Regions from separate parts of the Homo sapiens genome. Here region 1 is linked to region 2. The links are chromatin loops, found by intact Hi-C in ENCODE. Cell type or tissue: heart right ventricle. All regions are shown on one strand. Links, peaks and the distances in the headings refer to the core of each region. The heading gives the core; the rest is flanking DNA. Region 1 overlaps FRMD3 (FERM domain containing 3). Region 2 overlaps FRMD3 (FERM domain containing 3).

Region 1 (11,840 bases), core at 1,922-9,921, 49 kb before region 2:
ATGAAAACACTAAAAACAGATGTAAAAACTGAGGGTGGGAGATATACCTAATGCTAGATGACACATTAGTGGGTGCAGCACACCAGCATGGCACATGTATACATATGTAACTAACCTGCACAATGTGCACATGTACCCTAAAACTTAGAGTATAATAAAAAAAAAAAAAAAAAAAAAAACTGAGGGTGACAGTTGGGATCTCATTAACTTAGTGGCTGTCACAATATATCCAGGAAAGAGGCTTGTGTGCATGCGGCTGTGTCTGAGAAGCTGGAACTGCATGTGTGTGTGTGTGTCTGTGTGTGTGTGTGTGTGCGCGCACGGGTGCACACACACACATGCCTGTGCTCCTGGAGGTGGGGCAGGCATTCCAGGCTTTGCCGTCTAATTTTCTTGCTTAAGCTTTAAAAAACTGTCAGTTGGGTGGCGCAGGCTTGGTTATTTTTCTTTATGGGTGCTTCTGTAAATATCTTTAAATTTCAGCTTAGGCTTTTTAGAGGGGCATTCAATGTGAAGAATAAACAGATTATGGCTTTGCCTTTTTAAAAAAAAAGTTATTGAGGCATGAAATGCACCCAGTTAAGTGCTTCAAGTGCACTCTCTTAATCGAACAGCTGGATCAACATGAGAGTATTTCCATACATTACAGGGTACAGTGCCTCAATTTGATCATTTTGAAAATACATGAGTTTCCAATCTTAACATACTGCCCTTCCTTACCCTCAGTCCAACTTTCAATTCCTGAATCTTCATAGGAGCTTCTGAGATCAAGTCCATCACTTGGTTATAATGTCCAATCAACAAACATGAGTCTAGAGCTGAGATACCTCTGCATCTGTTTTCACCTCTGGCAAAGCTGAGCTTGGCAAACTGTGCAATGCCACAGACATCAGAAGGGCCTGAGCAGGGGTGCATCTGTGGCCTGAAGGTTCTCAGAGTGGGAGCCAGAGGCCTGGGTTCTGGACCCAGCTCTGTCACTAGCCTGCAGAAACCTCACTGTGATTTCTGAAGTCCTGTCCTCCAATTTGATGGCATTATGATTCTGGTGAAAATATGGCTCTTCATGTAAATACAATAAACCCCATGACCTCAGAGTTCAACCAGGAAGCTTATGTGATCCCAGGACCAGACCAGATGTCCTTCTTCTAAAAGATATTTTACAGCTGTTCACTGGCCTCATTCTGTCTTCCCGGAGGCAGTGGGCAGGCCTCTCAGCAGACCAGATGGAAGCTCGTAGAGCTGTTCGTGAGTTCTGTGTTAGGTTTTCAAAATTGTAAAATGTGGATAATAACATTACTTTCTCCATGGGCTGTTGGTGCGACATACCGGAGTCCAGACTGGTGGGGCAATCATTTTGATTTGGTGGTCCTCTCTTGCCTTCCTTTGTTGTTAAATATTTTGAATATCATCCCTGGCCCCTGAGAGCCTCCAGTGAGACCCCTAGGACATCCCCTCCGTGAATGCTGTTTTGCTTCCTGATCTCCTTGCCCTCTGCAATGGCTCAGCAAGCTGTCCACTCTCAAACACAGCATGTTTCATACAGATAAGACCCCCAAGGCCCATTTTGCTACATCACAGAGAGCTGAGCAAGGCCACAGGCTGAAGGAGGCCTGGGAATTTGCAATGAGGTTGCTGTCTAGGTATGCTCTGACTTGACTTCTTCCAACCGTAACAATAAAGCTGAAAAGCATTCGAAGAGGTAACTGTTGGTCACTGCTCTCCCCACTGCTGCCAAGGTAACGTGAAATTTGTGGAGGCTAGAGGCTTTGAAGGTTTGGCTAGCTTAAATCATCTTAGCGAAAGCAGAGTGGAAGCTTGAAAATCAGATCTGCTTTCAAGCATTTTTTTTTCCCGCTCTGTGGTCTTAGGGAGGGGAATGGAGAGTGGCTCAGAGGCCTTGATTTTCCTGAGTAATTGTTTCTCTTCTGAGATACAGTGGAGCTTTGGAAACCGAGCTGGTGCTGACTTGCTACCTGTATTGGCCACCCCTGGAAGACTGCAAATGCACCTCTATTTTCCCTCCCTACCTTGCCAAGGCTACCACTTGCCCGGTGCCACCTGAGGCCTTACCGCTGCTCTGCTGGGTTAGGCTCTGCTGCCACGGAACTATATTCAACCTCAGCAGTGGGGTAGTCCTCATGGAATCATAGCTGTATGATGCCATGATAGGGTTGGGATGGGCCATATGTGCTGTTGCTCTTCACCTCTATTTAGATAGGGCCAGGAGTGAGACAATAGGGAGCGGTGGGGACTGTGGCAGAGGTGGGTATGCCCCTCATCAAATATTATAATATTTTGAAGTAGGTAATATACTGTTTCTTAGAGAAGTGTATTTAAGAATGCCTATAGGAAGATTAGAAAGGCATGAAGGATGCAGCAGGGGAAGTAATGTTGAAATTGGACTCTCATACACTGAAGCACCAACTTTAGGTACTCAAACTAACAAAGAAAAGAAGAGAAGCAAAACAGATCTACATCTGGCATTTTATTTAGTTTGGGGCATGGAGCACTTGTGACTTCCAGTAGAGTCTTAAGAGAAAAAGACACATTTATGGAGCACCTGTTATGTGCCAGATAATGCATTGGCATTTTAATAAATAATATCTCATTTAATTCTCACAGCAATCCTGTGAACTGGGTCTCTTACTCTTATTTTTTAAATTAAGAAACTTGGGCACAATGAGGACAAATATTTTATTTGAGGTGACTCGGCCAGAACATGGTGGTGTTAGGATTTGACATCCTGACTTCTGTCTTTTAGTTCAGGAGCTCCTACCCTGTGCTGGAAAATCTATTGCTGGATTTTCTGGCCTCTGTGCCCTCTCTGGTCTCCTCCATTGCCGATGGTAACAAGTGCCCTCCCTGGGCCTGTCTGCCTGCTCTGGGCTGACCCTTGACCTCCTGTGCTTCAGGCTGTCATCGGTGGCCGGGTCGCTGCCAATTCTGACTGCAGGTCCCCTCACTGCCCCCATGACAGAACTCACCTGAGCCATCACAGTGCCTCGGGCCTACGGCTGGCCCGCATCCAGCCTGGCTCCTCTGAAAGGTCTGATTGCCTATTGTGTCTCATCGAGGTTTGGATTTATCTCTGGTTGGTGCTGGCTAGGGCCCCTGTCCCCAACAGGGCCACACTGGATGGGAGGGCAGTTTCCCTGCTGTCATTGCAGGAGCTCCTCAAACATGGGGACTTAGAAACCCTGATCTGGCCGGGCGCGGTGGCTCACGCCTGTAATCCCAGCACTTTGGGAGGCCGAGGTGGGCAGATCACAAGGTCAGGAGTGTGAGACCAGCCTAGCCAACATGATGAAACCCTGTCTCTACTAAAAATACAAAAAATTAGCTGTGCGTGGTGGCGCATGCCTGTAATCCCAGCTACTCGGGAGGCTGAGGCAGGAGAATCGCTTGAACCAGGGAGGCAGAGCTTGCAGTGAGCCGAGATGGCGCCACTGCAGCCCAGCCTGGGTGACAAGGCAAGACTCTGTCTCAAACAAAACAAAACAAAACAAAACAAAACAAAACAAAACAAAACAAAACAAAAACCCTGATCTGCTGTCTGTGAGGAGGAGGGCTTTGAGGTTGATGAGTGGTGTGGGAGGAAGGTGTAATTTGTTGTTGAGAGTTGCATTTTCTTCTCATTTCACATATACTCGATTATAAATAAATTAGAACATTTAGAATCCGTAAATTTAGCACCCCATACTCAAGTGCCCCAGAAACACTTTCATATATGCAGAGTAAAGGAAGAACAATTGGTGTAAAGTACAAGAAAAAGACTTTCCTACTTGGCAAATCTTTTCTTTTCTACTTGGCAAATCTCATCTTTTCTTCCGTGTGGACGTCGCAGCAGACAGAGGTTTCCTTTTTTTTTTTTTTTTTTTTTGAGACCGAGTCTTGCTCTGTCGCCCAGGCTGGAGTGCAGTGGCGCGATCTCGGCTCACTGCAAGCTCTGCCTCCCCGTTTCACGCCATTCTCCTGCCTCAGCCTCCCGAGTAGCTGGGACTACAGGCGCCCGCCACCGCGCCCGGCTAATTTTTTGTATTTTTAGTAGAGACGGGGTTTCACCGTGTTAGCCAGGATGGTCTTGATTTCCTGACCTTGTGATCCGCCCGCCTCGGCCTCCGAAAGTGCTGGGATTACATGCGTGAGCCACCGCGCCCGGCCAACAGAGGTTTTCATTTTCGAGTGTCAGTTATAGTTTTGTTTGGAGACCTGTTAGGGTTACCCAAAGGCAGACTGTGTGGTATGAAGGCCGCTGGGCTCTGGCAGAAGGGCTGCTGGAATCAGATCTCACACACTTCATCTCCCGGCAAGCTCGAGGCCGGGGGCTGGCCCGGCTGTTCTTTCTTGCTGTTGTGCTGCATACACACGATATGGATACGGCTCAGATTGGCCCTAGTGACCATGTTCTAATGGAAGGGATCTGTGTTTTTGTCTTCCCTCTGCCACTGAATAGTTGTGTACTCTTGGGACAAGTGACTAACCTCTCTGAGCCACAGTTCTCATATTTATGGAGTAAGGAGAATAACAGAAACATACAGGGTCATTCTGAAGATTAAATGAGATAATATCTGAAGAGAGCTCCTTGTGAACTCTGAAATGCTGTGAAGTGCTGGCTACTATACACAGCAAACCCTCACCACAGACTCTTAGGCTTTGGTTTGGGTGTTTATTCCAAATTGTGAAGTAGGTAGAGTGAATTCTGTTCTCACCCCTTTTCTTATATCAAGTAGCCTTTTCACTTACAAGCTTGCTTGTCTCAGAAAAGCAATTCCTCAAAGTGCAAACATTCCTAATCCTCAAACATTCCTTAAATCTTTCATCAAACTCAATTGTCCTTTCTCTTAGTGTCTATTTTCCTAAATCCACACCTGTGCTTAGCTATGTATGATTAAACAAGATCATAATAAACTTATTTGCAAGGATAAATAAGGAGGCATCCTTCCTAAGTATATTTGCTTTACTCCTAAGAATAGGAGAAAGCCAGTTTTGCTAGATGAATGAATTTAAAATGTGAGCTGTCATGCAGCTGAGACTAGAGTGTGGTGGGAAAAAGAGAGGCCCCTTCCGGTGCCCTTTGGAGCATATCTTCTGGATGGCATGCCTCTGGTGTGGCTGCTGTCAGCCAGCAGTATCTTATCTATCTGTCTATCTATCTATCTATCTATCTATCTATCTATCTATCTATTTATTTTTGAGATAGGGTCTAGCTCTGTCACCCAGGCTGGAGTGCAGTGGTGTGATCTCGGCTCACTGCAACCTCCGCCTCCTGGGTTCAAGCACCTGCCACCACACCCAGCTAATTTTTGTATTTTTAGTAGAGACGGGGTTTCACCATGTTGGCTAGGCTAGTCTTGAACTCCTGACTTCAAGTGATCTGACCTCTTTGGCCTCCCAAAGCATTGGGATTACAGGCGTGAGCCACTGTGCTCAGCCTTATTAATTTATATCTAATAGATTTTACACAGGATTTGAGTTGGCTAATAGGTGGTGCCGAGTAAAGTCTTAAGAAATAGTATAAAGTAAGAATAAGGGTAAATATAAAGTAAATGAAATGTTGAGACTACGGGAAAGAGCCAACCACAGGTATTGAGGCTGTATGACTTGGCATAGTTGTTGCAGGATCATGCATTTGGCTTTGAACTTCCTGGAAGCAACTTGAAAAGGGAAATGTAATTTATCCATGAGAGAGAAAATCCATCAGTTCCCGTGGAAGACAAGGATTTCTCAGTCTTAACTCCAACTTGGGGCTGCACAAGAAAATAGGTGATGGAAACAACAGCACCCTCAAGAGCATCTTACAGCAAAGGCAGAAGCAAATTTTTAGCCTGTTGTTGCTTTTCAGGTTCTTGCTTAAAGCTGAGGGCATAGGACCTCTAGAACCTGATGTTAGTGGTAGCCTGGTAGGTGATCACTTTGGGTCAATGTGATTCAAGTACACAGCATTCTGTGGCCATTTTCGTCCTGTTTTGGGACAGGGAGAACTAACTTCACTTCTGCAGAGCCAAAGGAAACATGAAATTTGAAGGAAACTCCGAAGATAGCACACATGCTTTCTATTTTGCCTGGAAAGATTTGAAGAGGAGGAGACTTAGCTTATTCCTGGCATGAATTTTCCAAGGCAATCTGGGCAGCCCCGACTGTCTGAGATAATCACCAGCCATTACTAGGGATGTGGGAACCAAGCCAGACCTAAGCTTGGTTTTATGTGTAAAAATGGCCACTTTGGGAAAGGGCGGGGTCAGGGAGGTCATTGGCTGGTCAGGAGGAGCTTGGCTGGGCCTGGCTCTGAGCCCAGGTCTAGCCCGCATCTCCCATGTGAACAGGTCTAATGGCCCTGCTTCTGGGTCTCCCTGTCTTGTGCTGGAGTCATGCTTGTCATCACAGGCCCACTGTGGCTACAGTTGCCTGTTCACAATGTTGAAGGAACATCACCAGCACTAAGTGTGAAGTAGATGTTTTTTCTGTGCATTAATTGTAACATTTGAACATGTTAAAAAGGAAGCAAAAATAAAAGAAATATAATTGTAGTGACTGAATGACCCTTGTTTATTCTGGAAGCAATACATGCAAATATTGAAAAAAATTAAAAAGAGCACAGTGGTCTCCTTCCATGATTTTGAAAAATATCTAGTGTTTCCTGCTTGCCAAAGAAACATACTCTCACCACAATGAGATGCCATCTCACACCAGTTGGAATGGCGATCATTAAAAAGTCAGGAAACAACAGGTGCTGGAGAGGATGTGGAGAAATAGGAGCGCTTTTACACTGTTGGTGGGAGTGTAGACTGCTTCAACAATTGTGGGGGACAGTGTGGCGATTCCTCGAGGATCTGGAACTAGAAATACCATCTGACCCAGCGATCCCATTACTGGGTATATACCCAAAGGATTATAAATCATGCTACTATAAAGACACATGCACATGTATGTTTATTGCGGCACTATTCACAATAGCAAAGACTTGGAACCAACCCAAATGTCCATCAATGACAGACTGGATTAAGAAAATATGGCACATATGCACCATGGAATGCTATGCAGCCATAAAAAAGGATGAGTTCATGTCCTTTGTAGCGACATGGGTGAAGCTGGAAACCATCATTCTGAGCAAACTATCGCAAGGATGGAAAACCAAACACCGCATGTTCTCACTCATAGGTGGGAATTGAACAATGAGAACACTTCGATACAGGGCGGGGTACATCACATACTGGGGCCTGTTGTGGAGTGGGGGCGTAGGGGAGGGATAGCATTAGGAGAAATACCTAATGTAAATGACAAGTTAATGGGTGCTGCAAACCAACATGGCACATGTATGCATATGTAACAAACCTGCACATTGTGCACATGTATAGAACTTAAAGTATAATAAAAAAAGAAACATACTCTCACCAGATGCAATACAAAAAAAGTGAAAGATAATAAGAATCATTTATGATTCCCCATACAGTGATATTCATTGCTAACATTTCCTTCCACTATTTCTATATTTATATCTATACATACACATCTAAGGCCATATGTATTTTTATGTTGACATTCATATCTCCATAGATTAATGAAAAGTTTAGTATGAACATAAGACATAAGTATAGATTAGTATGAACATAAGACATGTTGCAGAAGTCTTTTTATGACTACTGAAGACTTTTGGTTTAGAAGGAATATCAAAGCATTTGGAAAAATGTGGAAATGTGAAAGGAACAGAATGAGATGGGGAGGAGAGGGGAGATGAAAGGGAGGTAACTCACACAGGATGTATGTGGACTCTGTGTGAGGGACTGTGCTGCTGTTTCACCCTGCACGCTGTGATTACTATTACCCCAAGAGGTGGTCTGGGGTTGGGGGTGGGGTGGTCGTGGAGGGGGAATGTACCCCCCCTCCACTGAGGATTCAGTGCTCAGGCTCAGGAGTCAGACAGATCCAATTTTATACGTTGGCTTTCCTCCCTATTAGTTTAGAACCTTATTTTTCTCCTGTGTAAGTTCCATGTGTAATCCCAGCACTTTGGGAGGCCGAGGTGGGTGGATCACTTGAGGTCAGGAGTTGGAGACCAGCCTGGCCAACATGGTGAAACCCCGTCTCTACTAAAAATACAAAAATTAGCCAGGTGTGCTGGTGTACACCTGTAGTCCCAGTTACTTGGGAGGCTGAGGCAGGAGAATTGCTTGAACCCAGGAGGTGGAGGCTGCAGTGAGCTGAGATCGCACCACTGCACTCCAGCCTGGGCAACAGAACAAGACTCTGTCTCAAAAAAAAAAAAAAAAAAAAAGATCTGTATAAACCACCCTTTATGTGGTTTTTGTAAGGACTTAAAGATTGAATGTACACAAAGCTCTTACATCTGGCACTAGTAGACTCTCACCAGTGGTAGCTGTTATTGTCAGTGTTATTCCAAATCTGAGCAAACTGAGTCTCAGAGAGGGTGACGCATCTAAGATCACTCGGCTGATAAGTGGTAAAGACAGGATTTGAATTCTATCAATTTGAAAGATGTGTCGGGCTTTAGTGCGCACGTTCTTTATGCTGTACTAGGTCAATGCCAAAGGAAACAGATTATATTTATTCAGTAGTCCGACATATTTCATTTTCTGCCTAAAATGTCTGTAAAGAAATGGATGCTGGTGCTTTGGAGTTCATACTGGCCTTTTTTTGGCAGTTTCAAGGAAAGCAAAGGATTCTGTTCTCTGTTTGTATGTAAAGGCAGGAAGAAAACATACCTCCCTTTCTGTCATGGCATCTAAAGCTGGTGGCGTCCGCAGATAACAACCGAGGGAGGGTTAATGTGTGTGTTTGTTTTTGCCCAGGAAAATGGCAATGAATTTCATGCTTGGGGGTGCTGCCTACTATTTAGCAATGAGGCTTTTTTCCACTAGATTAGGAAACAGATGTTTTCTAGTCCATTGAGGAGTTTTAAATGCTGGAAATACTTAAGAGTAATTTTCCAGGACTGTTGACCTGGATTCTTGGATTATGATCATTCTGGCTGGGGTCCAGTGCCCTTGAGCTTTTAATCTGTAGAGACTCTTTTGTGTATTTATCTACTTGGCTCAATGTGACTTTTTAAATCCTTAATTCATGGAGGCATCATTTAGATCCAGGAGCTGAGATTATTTATTTTTTCTCCTTTTAAGTCTAAATAACTAATGTGTCAGGATCCTCGACTGGTGAATTGCCTTGGGATCAACCTTGGGATCCGTTCAGTCGGAATCTGACTTCTCAGGCATTCCCACGTTCTTTTCAAAGGTGATATTTTGAAATAACAAAAACAAAATTCACATTATCTAGACTTCACTGGGTACTTAGTCTCTCGGTCAGCAGGGGATAGGTGATGCTGCAGTGACCAGAACCCCTCACAGCTCAGTAGCCGCATAGAACATTGATTTTCTTGTTCGGGCTGTAATGTTCCATGAGGGTCTGTTGGGGCATTCTTCTGATCGTGGTCACACAGTGACCCTGAATGATGGAGGCTTTATCTTGCATGCTACCATGACCACCACAGTAGAGGGAAGGGTGTGTGGTGAGTCTCTCACTGGCTCTTTAAGCTTCATTGGCCGAAACAAGTCTCATGGCCAAGACCTACTGCAAATGGAGCTGGAAAGCACAATTCCGTCCTGTGCCTGAAGGAGAGGAGAACCAGAATGCAGCCCTAATGGCCCCCACACCTCCTGGCGTCAGACTCTGCGTTACATGCCTCACATATACCATCTGTAATCTTTACCTCAATTATGCAAGGCACAGGCCCCTATTCCTATCTGATAGATAAGAAAACGGATTCAGAGAGGTCAGGCAAATTGCCCATGGAAACACAAGGCTCAGATTGGAATCCAGTCTGTCTGCTAACTAAATGAGTGTGCTTCCCTCTCTGTTACACTGCCTTTGATAGCGTAGGTGTTCCCTTTCTTCCCCAACTGAACAAATGAAGAATTGGATAGTAATGTTGCCCCTCGTCCTGTGATCATTTTTTATGCAGTGTTGTATATTGCCCTGGAGGCTGGGGGTGACAATTGCTGATGGCCCTGTGGGAGTGGTCCAGCTGGGAGCTGATCTATTGAGTCATGTCTTTAGGGATATGATATGGACAGTCCAGAGCCCAGAAGTGACAGAAGAAGAATTAGGGATCCACTGGACCAGTCAGAAACTGGACCATTACTCTCTTTGGACATTGGATTATAGGGACTACCACATGACTATTACACTGATCACTGATGTATTGATTACATTTGTATTTACAAGGGGAGCTTTGTGTTCTATTAATCTAAATGACAGTTTGGTCCAATAAGTGCCTTGAACATGACTTGGATTTCAGAATTAGAGTATAGGTGAAGTGCTCTTCTGACCTTAGAAATGACCCAGGCATAGGACCACTGGCTACAAAGAAATTGGGTCTGGTTTCCTCTGCTGGTAGAAACCAGAGAATCCTCTTGGGCAGCAGTCTGCACCAACAAACTTACTGATGCCCAAGACTTCTTCTGGTTTTTGTAATGGCTATTGTCAGGGAGGTAGTGCCACCAAGCTGGAAGTGTGTGTTTTGAGACCTTGAGATGGATCTTGGAAAGCAGTTCCCTGCTTGAAAAATTCCTGAATATAATGAAATATATTTAATATAGATTAGTATTATATCTAGTCTTTCTACCAGTTTCTCCTTATTTTATTTTATAACTGCTAGCATTATCTTTGTTTACTTACTGCTTACTGCTAACTTACTGTCACTCACTGGCTAAATATCTTCTGATGGCTTGTCATTGCCCACAGGGAAAGTTTAAACACTTTGGGCAAGGCACATAGCTCTTTGTGATCTTGTCTGTATCTACTAATAAAATAATCATAATATGTATCTAATGATGTGTTCAGGATGTTTCTGCAAACAGAGAACCCATTTTCAACTGCCTGCCAAATAGAAAGTGAGAATTTCTGCTAAAATGGGGTTTCGTCTTTCCTCTCCACTCAGCAATGTGCTGCTGCTGCATAAAGAAGCCAACTACAAGAAAGATGGCGGACATAGAAGGGTCACATTAGGAGGATAGGTGCTTTGGAGTTCTGTAACCATCCAGTTGGCTGTAACCAGTGAAGACTGAATGCTTTCCCTGGCCCATTGCAAGCCATCAGTAGGCTCCTCAGAGCAAACCAGTTGTGAAGAAGAAATGTTCCATGTGGTAACTGAGAGAAAAGGCTCCAGACTCAGTCATTATAGGGAGCTTCCCTTGGCCATTGGTCATGGGTTGTTACCATGTCCTCAAGGATGAAGAATTAGAAACCAATGTCCTAACTCTCTCTGGAGCCTGTATGGACCCTATCCATTTATGGACATTAAATGTTTTATGGCTTTCATGGCCCAAACAATATTTAACCATGTTCATCAAGTGTTAAGCGAAAGATAAATTATTATATGTAGTTTCCTGGGCTGGGTGTGGCCCCCATTTGGTGATGAGTGTCAAGACTCTGGGACTCAGAATAGGCATGTCCAGGTGAGCAGTGTCCCCTCACAGATGCCTTTTTAAAGGAACTTCACATGGGTATGGAGGTGCAGCTCCTGCAAAAGAGGTGAGGGTTTTCAGGCCTCTCCTTCCTTCCTCCAGAAGGGTTTTCTTTCTCTGGAGAGAGACCTACGGCAGCCATTTGTTTTGTGGGAGGAAGGCTATGCTGAGGTGCAGCACAGAGGTGGGAACAACTTCTCATGGCCCTCTCAGCTGTAGGACGCACAGAACACACACAGCAGGGAAGACTATTTCTACCTATTGCACCCAGCGAGGTTGTTTGGCCTAATTTAGGGGCTCTGCCCTGGGTCAGATCTGATCGTACATCTGTGTGGAGAAAATATTCTCTTTGCTGGATGCGGT
Region 2 (11,840 bases), core at 2,211-10,210:
GAGCCACAAGCAATTCCAATTAGACCATGAACTCTAAACTCATGGAATGCCTTAAAATGCACATAATAGTTTAAGATTTATTATAGAAATGCCTGAGGCATATTTGTATTGATTTTAAAATGGGTGACAATATTATTTTAGGTGCATATTTAAAAAACAGTCTTGTGGAGGGCCAATCCAGCTTGCTATGCTAATTAAACCCAGTGTTGGACTGAGCCCTAGTGTGATCGCTATTAGGATTATTTGTAAGCATTCTTTATTTCATCCTTTTAGGCACATGATGAAATTTTACTTTCTTACCTCTCTGAAGTTAGGCAAGATATGTATCTTATTTTGGCCAATAAACCGAAGTGATGCATGTCACTTCCAGGCAGAATGTTTAGAAGCTGGTGTGGGACTCACCACATTCCTTTCCTGCTGCTGTGTTGACTGTTGAAACAGCTGTTAAGAGGAATCCTTAATCCCTTCACATCTCAAAGAGATTAGGAGCAGAATTCTCCCCTGCTAATATTCATTGGCTGTGCATACTAAGTGAGAAATAAACCTCTGTGGTGTTAACTCACTGACCTTTTGGAATTCTTTGTTACTGCAGCTTAATCTAGCCTATCCTGACTGATATATCTTGGCTCCAGCTCTTGATTTGAAATCTTAATTCCAGCACTAATTTGTATTATTTCATCTAAAATTCTCTGGGTCTCAGTTTCCCCATTTCTGAGATGAAGAGTTTGGATAAGATTATCTCTATAGTACCTTCCAACTCCAACATTCTGTGATTCTACTTTTAAAAATCTGAACATTGTACTGCTCGCTAACGGTTAATAATTCTAGTCTTTTCTTTCTGGACTCTGAGAGACCTGAGTTCAAACCTGGCATTTTGCCATTTGCTTGCCATGTGACCTTGGTCAAGTTATTCAGCCACCCTAAGTTTTATCTTCCTCTTCTTGAAAATGGGAACGCAATTAGCTCCTGGGGCTTACGTGGATGAAATCCAATGAATAGTTGAGGTAATCTAAATATAGTACATAGAACCAGGCACTAAGGAAGTTCTAAGTGAATGCTTGTTAATTAGGAATCTGAGAAGAAGAGGAGGTGATGCTAGCATCTCCTGATGTGGCTCAAGGAGATGGTGAATCCCAGAGAGTTTGGCCTTTCTGTTTCACAAGGCTTGTTAGAGAAGCAAATATTCCAGATCACAGACTATACTAAGAAAAAGAAGCAGATATTAAATGAAGATGTACTTAAGTTCAGGAAGCATTGATTAATAAAGATAGCTCATTTCTGAAAGCACTTTGCTTAAAATCTTGTCTCAGCTACTGTGGTCAGGATAACTTAAAAATATATATTTTATCCTTTGGGGACTTTTTGTCAGAAATCAGTTGACTATATTTGTGTGAGTCTATTTCTGGGTTCTCTATTGTGTTTCATTTTTCTATTTGCCTATTATTTTGCTAATACCACATTGCCTTCATCACTGTAACTTTATAGTAAGTCTTGAAGCTGGGTAGCATCAGTCCTCTGACATTGTTTGTCATCAATACTGTGTTGGCCACTCTAAATCTTTTGCCTTTTCACAAAACATCAGAATCTGACTGTCAATATCCCACTGGGATTTTGATGGAGCTTGCATTGAATCTATAGAATAAATTGAAAAGAACTGACATCTTGACAATATTGAGTTTTTCTATTCTGTTCATGGGTACTAGAATATCCATTTATTTAGATCTTTTATTTCTTTCATCCAAATTTTGGTAGTTTTCCTGATATAGATTTTGTACATATTTTGTTAGAGTTATCCCTAAGTATTTCATTTTTTGGGGTGCTAATATAAATGGTCTTTTGTTTTTAATTTCAACTTTCAATTGTTCATTGCTGGTCTATAGGAAAACAATTTATTTTTGTATGTTAGCTTTATGTCCTGCAACATTGCATTTATTAGTTTATTAATTCTAGGAGTGGGTTTTTTTGGTAGATTCTTTGATATTTTTTACATAGACAATGAGAACATCTGATGTCATCTGCAGACAAAGAAATTTTTATTTCTTCCTTCCCAATCTGCATACCTTTTTCTTTTCTTTTCTCTCTTCTCCTCTCCTGTCTTTTCTTTTCTCTTCTTTTTTCTTTCTTGTCTTGTGTTACTGCATTAGCTAGGACTTCCAGTATGGTGTTGAAAAGAAGTGGTAAGAGAGGACATCTTTGCCTTGTTCCCTGTTTTAAGGGAAACACATCTAGTTTCTCACTATTAAGTATGATGTTAGCTGTATAGTTTTAATAGACATTCTTTATCAAGTTGAGGAAGTTATTTATTTCTTTTTAACAATTTTAAAATGTGGTAGACGTTCTTTATCAAGTTGAGGAAGTTATTTATTTCTTTTTAACAATTAAAAAATGTGGTTATAATAACCAAATATAGCAGTCCCAGGTTTAAATATTTACTCTGCCAGTTTCTAGCTCTGTTGACTTTGGATAAGTTAATTAGCTTCTTTGAGCCTTAGCCTTAGCATGAAGAAAAAAACTCACTTTGTTAAAATCATAGAAAAGATTCAACTTGTAAAATGTCTAGATTATTCTGATGTGAGTGCTTTGAAGAGCTGGACCTGGCACGAAAATCTGGAACAAGAAGAAGAAAAAGATGGAGAAGAAAGAACCTTTTGAGCACAGGCTGTGGCAAAAACTGCTAAGAAGAGCTGACAAATCAAATATGATTCCCTGAGCATTGGGATGGACCTGTGTGCCAGTCAGAACAGAAATGACCGAATGACTAGGAACAGATACACAAGGCATCTTTTAGAATGAAAGCCACAGTACGCAGTAGAGGTAATGGAGGCAGAAAACACCCAGAAGAGAAACAAAAAGAGGCAAACGTTACTAACTCCAAGCTACCTTGACTGATTATTCAACTGTGACACTCCTTCAGAAGACACTGTTTAGGATTCAGATGAAAAACTGACCAACGTATTCTGGCTGCTTCATCTTCTCCTGGATGCACTATTTCTTTGTCTTTCTTCCTTAGGACCCTTTTGACTTCTCTAGCTTTAATACTATTAAGCCTCTTGCTGTGATGTTGACTGTATGTCTATCTTCTCATAGTGTGTAGGGGCTACCATGGGCATTAGATAAGCAGTTGGGTTTTCATTCTCTACCATTGGGCCTGGCTGGGTAAGGTGGCTGTTTGTGTCTTGCCTTTGTTTTTGTATCCAGTGCTCACTTTCAGGCAACTATTGATTTTGTTTCCCTCATGGGTAGCTGGCCCTGGTATTGTTTTTGTTGTTATTTTCTGTTTTTTAGGTCACTACTATAGTCATAATCCTCCACCAACTTATGAATACTTACTGGGCACAAAAACGCCTTTAATAAAATTTGCCTGTATTTGCAATTATCTTAGCTTTAGCTACTAATTATTACTCTAAAACAGATATGTATTCAGAATTACATATTTCTTTCTTCTTTTAAAAATTTTATTATTATTATACTTTAAGTTTTAGGGTACATGTGCACAACGTGCAGGTTTGTTATGTATGTATACATGTGCCATGTTGGTGTGCTGCACCCATTAACTCGTCATTTAGCATTAGGCATATTTCATTTTTCCCAAATCTTGGGTTTATCTTCCATACATTTGAAAATATTTGGATAACACAAATCAAAGAAACTTTTAATTTCTGTGTGAGAACCACAGATTCAACCATGAGAGGTTCCTCTATTCTTGTTTTTCTTTACATTTATCTCCCATTTAAATAGCTTTAATATTTCTCTCATATTCTTGGGATGATGTAATTTTCTGAATATATATCACAGCGTAATATCTAATACTAGTTACTGTTTGCAATAGGAAGAATGCCAGTTACTGTTTGTAATAGTACCAGTTACTGTTAACAAAGCAATATATTACTTGCTGTTTAATAAAGGTTTTCTTATTAAAGAGATGCAGTTTTTGTTAAAGCTGTGGTCCCTAACATAACAAAATGTGTGAATTTACACAAATAGGCTTGAGTTTTTTTATAGCAGAATATTAACAGAGCACTTTTATGTTGTTCAATCAAGCTACAATCTTTCTTATATTAATAAATGCTTGTCCTTGACAATAAAAGCAGAACTATTTAGTTCACCAGTTTCTCATTACTATTCTGTATTCATCTGCCTATGAAGGTAAATGAATCAAGGCCCTTAATTCACCAGAGAAATGTATCCATCTGTCCCTAGAAGACATAATCCTAGCAGCAAACTGAGCATTTAGTTGCTGTTAAGGGCCTTGTAATTGGTTTGAAGCTCCTCATGGAGTTTCTGGGCATTCAGATGATTGGATTCTTCCTTCCAGGTAGAAGAATCACCAGAGACAATTCTGTTCTTTCCCAGATGTACATTTATGAAGGCTGTCCCTTCTCAAAAGCAACTTCTGCAGGCATAAGGTGCCAAGCAACAGAGCCCTTTGAACAAGAACCTCACAACCCTCATAATTAGGAAATGAGGCCTCACAGCTCCCACTTCTGTTTATCATAGAGGGGTCCTGGAGGAACAGTGCCAACCCCAGAGCAAACTGTTCCCACCATCCTGGGGCTGTGCTTCCAACTCCTCTGGCCCTTGCCTGCTTCCCTCATTCCAGCGAGCCTCTCCCATGTCTCTGTTCTGTATTAAGTTTTTCTTCCTCCATTGTGTCCTAGGACCCCAGTTGTTGGGCAGCTTTAGAGGGCAGCCCAAAGCTGTGTCCGCTGAGGATGTTTCCTGGCTCTGAGGATGTACTTCCAAGGAAAGCTCTTTCAAGGATCGCTTTCTGAGACCTCTGTTATTGCCTCAGATTAGGGATTGTAAACTCAAATACCTCCAGTGATCAGGGAATTGAGGGAAATGGAAGAAGCGGAAGACAACAGGGAAGGCGGAAATGTGGTGGACTGCAGAGTTCATTTTTCAGGGAAAGGAGAAGCCAACCAGACCTTTACGGTCCAGCTTCCACACCCTCCAGCTTTTCAAGGGCAGCTAGCATCCAGATTTTATGTGCAGTCTCCCCATTCAAAAACACCAAAACGCTATGCTGACTGATAGAACACAGCAGTCAATGGACTCTGCTCCTGGGCTCATCAGTCAGCCATGATCAGCTCAGTTAACACTATGCTGACTGAATAGAACACAGCAGAACAAAGAGTAGAGTCAATGGACTGCTCCCGGGCTCATCAGTCAGCCATCTCTGCAACTGTGTTTCACACCAGCATTACTGTTCTCTCTTAGCTCTTCTTGGCCTGAGGCATTGATTTACCTTCTCTCCGGAGTGAAAATGTTGGGTGCAACAAACAGAAAAGCCAATCTGTACTTGCTGAAATAATAAGGAATTTCATGGGCATCTCCAAGGAAATTCACATTAACTGATTGACAGTTTGCAGACACAGGCTCCATTTCTCTGTGAATATTTCGGCTTCATCCTCAATCCCACTGCACCTCTGTGTATGGTCCAGAGGGAAGGGCAAGTCTCTTCTCGAAGCTCTTTCAGAAGAGTAAATAAGAATTATCCCAGAAGCCCTCGTAAAGTATTCCTCATGTCTCATTGGCCTAAGCTGGGTCATGTGTCCTTTCCTGAACCAATCAGACAAGAGAGGTGGGGTTACCCTCATACCAACCAAGCTAGAGCCCTCAGATGCGATTGGGTCATAGTTCCTTGAGGCTTATGCCTGTACCATGTGTGTGCGTGCATGTGTGTACACGCATGTGCATACCTGAGGAAAATCTGGGTTCCTTTAAGAAAGATAAAGGGATGTATGGTTGCTAAGCAGTTAACCAATGAAGTCTATTATAATGTGCTTTGTATTTTATAAAACTGCCTTTTCCCAGCCTGGTGTTGTTGTGGGTAACCCAGTGCTCCTTCCTGCCAGTGTCCAAATTCTAGTAATTGGAGAACTTGACATTGCTTCCAAATCCTCATATTGTTGTTTTCCTCTCTCTCCACATAGAGAATGGGGACACATAGGCCAACTGAGTTCCTAGAACAGATTCAGCATAGGTGTCAGACCTCGGTTTGACAGCCCTGTAAACAAACACAGAATTTCTGAGTTCATTTTTCCTCATCTGTAACATGAGGAGAATATTAACTACCCCAATGGGTTGTCAAGAGATCAAATGCAAAATATGTAGCAAAGTTCTTGATATACAGTAAGTGTTAAATGAATAGTAGTTCTTATTACTATGTTCATACCTTCATCCCTAAAGGTAGCTATCCAAACTCTAAACTTGTTTAGCAATATATTCAGTATTTTGGGGTTGGTACTGTTTTTTCCACTTAACCAATGTCTAAAAGGCTGAACAAAACCTCGCTTGGAGTTTTAGGAATTGGGGACTGAAATCTGCCAGACTTTTTTTTTTTTTTAATTGAAGAAAAGCTATTGCTGACTTGGGCAATTGATTTCTTTGCTCTTTTTCTTTAAGCACAAATTTATTGTTGTTTTAATTTTACTGCTGAACTTGGGAGTTGAAGTAAATGCATCATCAGCAGTTGGCTGCAGAGAATCAAGGAAAGTTATCCTTAGCAAACTAAAGCAGGAACAGAAAACCAAATACCACCTGTTCTCACTTATAAGTGGGAGCTAAATGATGAGAACACATGGACACAAAGAGGGGAACAACAGACATGGAAACTTGTTGGGGGTGGAGAGTGGGAGGAGGGAGAGGATCAGAAAAAATTACTAATGGGTACTAGGCTTAATACCTGGGTGATGAGATAATCTGTACAACAAACCCCCATGACACAAGTTTACCTGTATAACGAACCTGCACATGTACCCATGAACGTAAAATAAAACTCAAATGAATAAAAAAAAGAATTGAGTTCTTTGTCTTTTTGTTCCCTTTTTTTTTTTTTTTTAAATCTATAGAGGACAGTTCTGGGAGGCAAATACTATTCCACTTAACTTCCTTATATCTAAAAGGATCTGTAAAATTGAGACAAAGATTTAAGATTAAGATTATTCTTAATATTATTAATAATGACATCTAACATTGGTATAATACTTTGCAGTTTACAAAATTCATTCACATTTTACAAAGGGCAGGATTTTAAGATCTGTGAGATGATAAATTTCTAGGTTTCACTCTTTGCTTATTTATAATCCCTATCTCAATGCCTGGTGCATAATAGGTGTTTAATAGATACATGAATGAGCCTTAGAATATCTAATTGGGGATACATCTGGAAGTTACCATCATTATTCTCCCATTATGGAAGGAGAAACAGTCTCAGAGGAATTTGGTGACTTTCTTAAGGCCACTTAGCTGATGAGTGGTGAAAACAAGATTAGAACACAGTGGCATCTTCTGTTTTCCTAGTACATACTTTGGGGTGGGGAGGAGAGGTGGACTTTTCTGACAAGTAGGCTAGTTTGTGATTGTAAAAATTAGGTTCCATAGGGTGTAAAGGGGTAAATCCAACCCGTTCTGTGAGAGAATGATAAGCTCTCCTGACATCTGTGTTTGGTGGGACTTACTACTGACTCTGGTCCACTCAGCAGCCTTTGAAGAGAAGGTACTGTGGGCATCAGAAGAAACAAAATCATCATATTACAAACAACAACAGTATATAGCTGTCATTTATTGAGCAGCTACTGTGTGTCCAACAAGATATTTACAAACATTGTCTTTAATACACAGGTTACCCATTAAAGACTGCATTATGTAGAGTTTACAGACCAGGAGATAGAGATTCAGAGTAACTAAATACTTTTTTTCACTCTCTCAAAAGGGTTAGCCCACTCTTACCCAGCCATCCCTAATCAGACATGTGATTGTTTCACACAAATTCTTTTGAAATAGATCCTAGTTTGCCATATCAGTGAGTCTGTAGCCCAGGGAGAGAATTTGCCTTTTGAGATGCCCAGAATTATGCCAAGTATCCTGCCATACCCAGGAGACTAACACTTTCCACCCTGAGGGAAGATGAGATTATTGCAGGGGGTTCAGCAATCCAACGCACACTAAAAATTGTCTGAAAAATGGGCAGAGAAGGTGAGAGAGAGGACACAACCCCTTTTACACTTTGGGGCTTGTGGACTAAAGAAATCCCAAACAGAACCCCCAAGCCTGGTGGCACAGTTTAGATCAGAGAGTCTCAAACTCTCAAACTCTCTGTGGGGAGACACAAGTACTAGATTTTTATTCCTCCAGTCTACTTTGGACCAATATTTGTAAAAAAAAACAACAACAACAAAAAAAAACAAAATCAAAAACACACACACAATAGAATTAAATTGATCTTAATTTCTGCACTTGTTTTTTGGAGTAGGGGATCCAATCCCCGGGCCTCAGAACTGAGCTGCATAGCAGTAGGTGAGCTGCGGGCAAGCAAGAAGCTTCATCTGTATTTACAGCTGCTCCCCATCCCTCGCAGTACTACCTGAGCTCCACCTCCTGTCAGATCAGCGGCAGCATTAGATTCTCATGGGAGTGCAAAGCTATTGTGAGCTGTGCAGGTGAGAGATCTAGGCTGCACACTCCTTATGAGAATCTAATGCCTGATGATCTGTCACTGTCTCCCACCACCCCCAGTTAGTTGCAGGAAAACAAGCTCAGGGCTCCCACCGCGTCTACATTATGGTAAATTGTATAATTATTTCCTTATATATTACAATATAATAATAATAGAAATAAAGTGCACAATAAATGTTAGGTGCCTGAATCATCCTGAAACCATCCCACCACCCTGTCGTTGGAAAAATTATCTTCCGTGAAACTGGTCCCTGGTTCCAAAAAGGATGGTGACTGCTGTCTTGGAGGACCAGTCATGCACTGTTCATGTTCTGGCATAGTCCATGGGTCACATCTTGGCTAGCATTGGCTTATAGATTTTAACACATTAAAAATATTGCAATTGTCTTCACATTATTTTAGTACAGTATTTATAAAAAGAATCAAGTCACAGTGTACTATAGATAATAAGGACCAGTATTGAGACACAAGTTAAGTTGTGTAGTTGAACAAATTCTTTCAACCCTGTCAGTGCATTTCTGAGACCATACAACCTCATTTAGAGACAGCATCAAAAGTCTATACTTATGCACATATGGATTTTAAGCACAGATTATCAAATCCTACTGATCTTTGTATTAGACCCTGCTCACGCATTTATATCTTACTACTTTTCACATGTATTAAATACTGTTGTGATTAATAAAACATAATTTAGGTAACAGCTCTGAAGAATTTAAATTAGCTGCTTGATTTTTTTTTCTCTGCTCAATCAGTACTGCACGTAGAGCTGCTATCCTGTGGGAGAATCAACAAAAGTCTGACATTAAAAAGAAATCCTTTTACTTGAAATCTTTGATAACCACTTCTGCACACAGACCTTGAGAGAGATGCATGAAAGTTGGCCAATTCCACTACATTTGTGGAACTGCCAATACCAGGATGCTATTGTCTCGCCCGGGGCTCTCTGTTAGTGCTGTGCGGGCTTGTGGAAAGTGCTTCCTTCTGTTCCCAGACCTCATGTTTTCCATGAGAAAAAAGGAAAGACTTCTTATTCATCTGGTAACATCCAGCATGCCAGGCACTGGTTTAGGCCGCAGGGAAGGAACCTCTATCTTCAGGAGGTTCAGGAGGAAGCATGTGGAAGGTTCAGGTCATAACCACTGTTTACTCCCCAGTCTCTCTTCTGATGTGAGGTATATGGGCAGTAGCTGGACTTCTGCCCCTCATGCACCTGACTCCTGAACCAGCTCTTCCAACCTTTGGTACTGGGCGTATGCAGGCTTTTGTTTAGTGCAAGAACTGAGCTTAAGGGACAAAAATGACAACAGTGGGAACTTAAATGGCTTACAGACTTCGGATTTCCAGGCGAAGAATGTGGGACTGTAAGCTGACTTCCTTGGCACCAAGCAGTGAGACATGGAGGGTCTCAGGGTGGTGAGGCTTGCTGGGCAACGTGCAGAGGCCAGGGCAGAACTGCAAAGGGCTATTGATGTCTCCTGACAATGGCAGAGGCAGCTTGTGTACCCAAGGCAGGAAAGGACTGATTTTTCTGAGTTAAGGAAGAGACAATTCTCAAGGAAAAGGGGCTTTTTTTTTTTTCTTTGTGGTGGTCCCTGGAGAAAGGAAAATTTTGTGCTTTTCCCATGTTGTGGAAATCCTCCTGGACCAATGCTTCTCAAACTTCAATGTGCATGCGAATTAACTGGGGATTTTGCCAAAATGCAGACCAGGTGCAGCAGGGCTAGAGCAGTGCCTGAGATTCTGTCTCCAACAGGCTCCCTCCTGGGTGAGACTGAGGCTGCTGCTCTGTGATAGTGTTGATCTGTAGGCTATACCTTCAGTAGCAAAGACCTAGAATCCACCTGGTGGTCTGGAACCATGGGAATTGGCCTGACCTGGTTTTTGGAAGGCATTGGCCCCTGTTTCAGCCACGGTTGCCTGCTCTAATCACTGCGTTGTCTGCAGCAGCATTTTCTTCTCTCAAGGGTCTTCAGTAGTCAATGGAGATCTTGCTGGAGGGTGTATATTGGTTGCTGTGTTTAATCCTTAAAAAAAATCTTTGTTGTGCTGTTGAGTACATCTTCTTTAGGGCAAAATGACAGCAGTATCTGTCATGAACAATCAAGGCCTGCTCAATCCCATATTATTACAATGCACTGCCTTGACCCACATATCTGGAATATGGTAGGGAATACTTCCCTATAGTACATCCTAATGAAGAGGGCTTTGCCATTCAATCATAAAATGATGAGCTCCTATGTTATGTTTGGTGAGGGGATAATGCTGCAACCTTTTAAAGATGATTGGATTACAGAGTATATGTGTAAAAGGAACTAAAGCCAATGATTATTTTCTGGGCATTGAATTCAGCTGTTAGGTATAGCTTTGTCATTTGAGACTCCTGGATTAAAAAACAATTACAGACATTTAAAAACAAATTCCATTTTTATGTTTTGTCTCTTTTGAGCTATATCAGATGGTTTCTCAGGAAGGAAGTTAAAAACTTGAAGCTTATTCAAAATCAAACTCAAAAGTGATTTCAGGAAAATGGAGGTTTCATATCACACTATGTGCTTATAAACCCCCGTCCTTCACTCAGTGCAGCGCATCCCAGGCTTTTTGGAAGGCATTGACCCCTGTTTCAGCCACGCTTGCATTGTCTAATCACTGCATTGTCTGCAGCAGCATTTTTTTCTCTCAAGGTCTTGAGTAGTCAATGGAGATCTTGCTGGAGGGTGTGGCTTTCCCATCCAACTTCCTGAGTTAATGGTAGTGGTCTTTAATGAAAAGATCATTATGTAACATAGACCAAACTGATCTTTCAAAATTATTTTTAGTGGATTGAAAAAGTAGCTCACTTAATGCCTCTAATTTCTTCATATATTTTAATAGGTCACATCTCTAAAACATTTCATGGGTCTGTCAGCGACTTTGATTGAAGCAGAAATTAATCTTATCAGATATCCTGATGAGGGCTTAGAAGGGTCTTTGCTCTGAAGAGATTTTTGTTGTAGTGGTATTTATGTTAATCAGATTTGGCTGTTACATCTTTCACTTGTAGAATTTTAGAAGGAAAAATAACCTAACTAACTTAGAAATAATCTAGTCCAACCACCTTATTTTACCGAAGTAGAAACAGCTAGGGGTTTACCCAAGGTCACACAGGCCTGTCTTTGGATCTTAGTCCTGGGCTCCCCTGAATCTCCCACACTGCCTTTCTGTGTTGGTTTATGGAAGGGATGCAGTGGCTCTGAGGACCAAGGAAGCAGGTTCCCTACCATTCCCGCTGAGAGCCAGGGAATTTAGTTACCACTCACAGCATTGCCACTCTCACCAGATGCTGCCTCCTGGCAGAGCTGCAGTGGACTCGTGATTGCTCCAGGGGGTCAAAGTGGCTT

What was found. A loop is a pair of places that touch in the nucleus more often than their neighbours do. Peaks named below come from ENCODE experiments on the same cell type or tissue, not always from the same donor. Only the 100,000 strongest peaks of a DNase experiment are listed, where the experiment ranks them.
Region 1: a loop joins it to region 2, with 1.8 times the contacts of the local background. A loop is called at or near these places in 2 of 110 quality-filtered maps.

The regions. Positions count from the first base shown.
Region 1 is chr9:83,438,687-83,450,526 of GRCh38, reverse strand. All of the region lies in intron 1 of FRMD3 (FERM domain containing 3), which reads left to right. Among named protein-coding and RNA genes, the nearest start is that of FRMD3, 94 kb to the left of the region's middle. In heart right ventricle, for the core only: no CTCF peak of the experiment used is centred there; a DNase peak (open chromatin) is centred at 6,226; H3K27ac peaks cover 6,649 bases.
Region 2 is chr9:83,390,280-83,402,119 of GRCh38, reverse strand. The region is part of intron 1 of FRMD3 (FERM domain containing 3); the gene reads left to right. Among named protein-coding and RNA genes, the nearest start is that of FRMD3, 140 kb to the left of the region's middle. In heart right ventricle, for the core only: no CTCF peak of the experiment used is centred there; no DNase peak of the experiment used is centred there.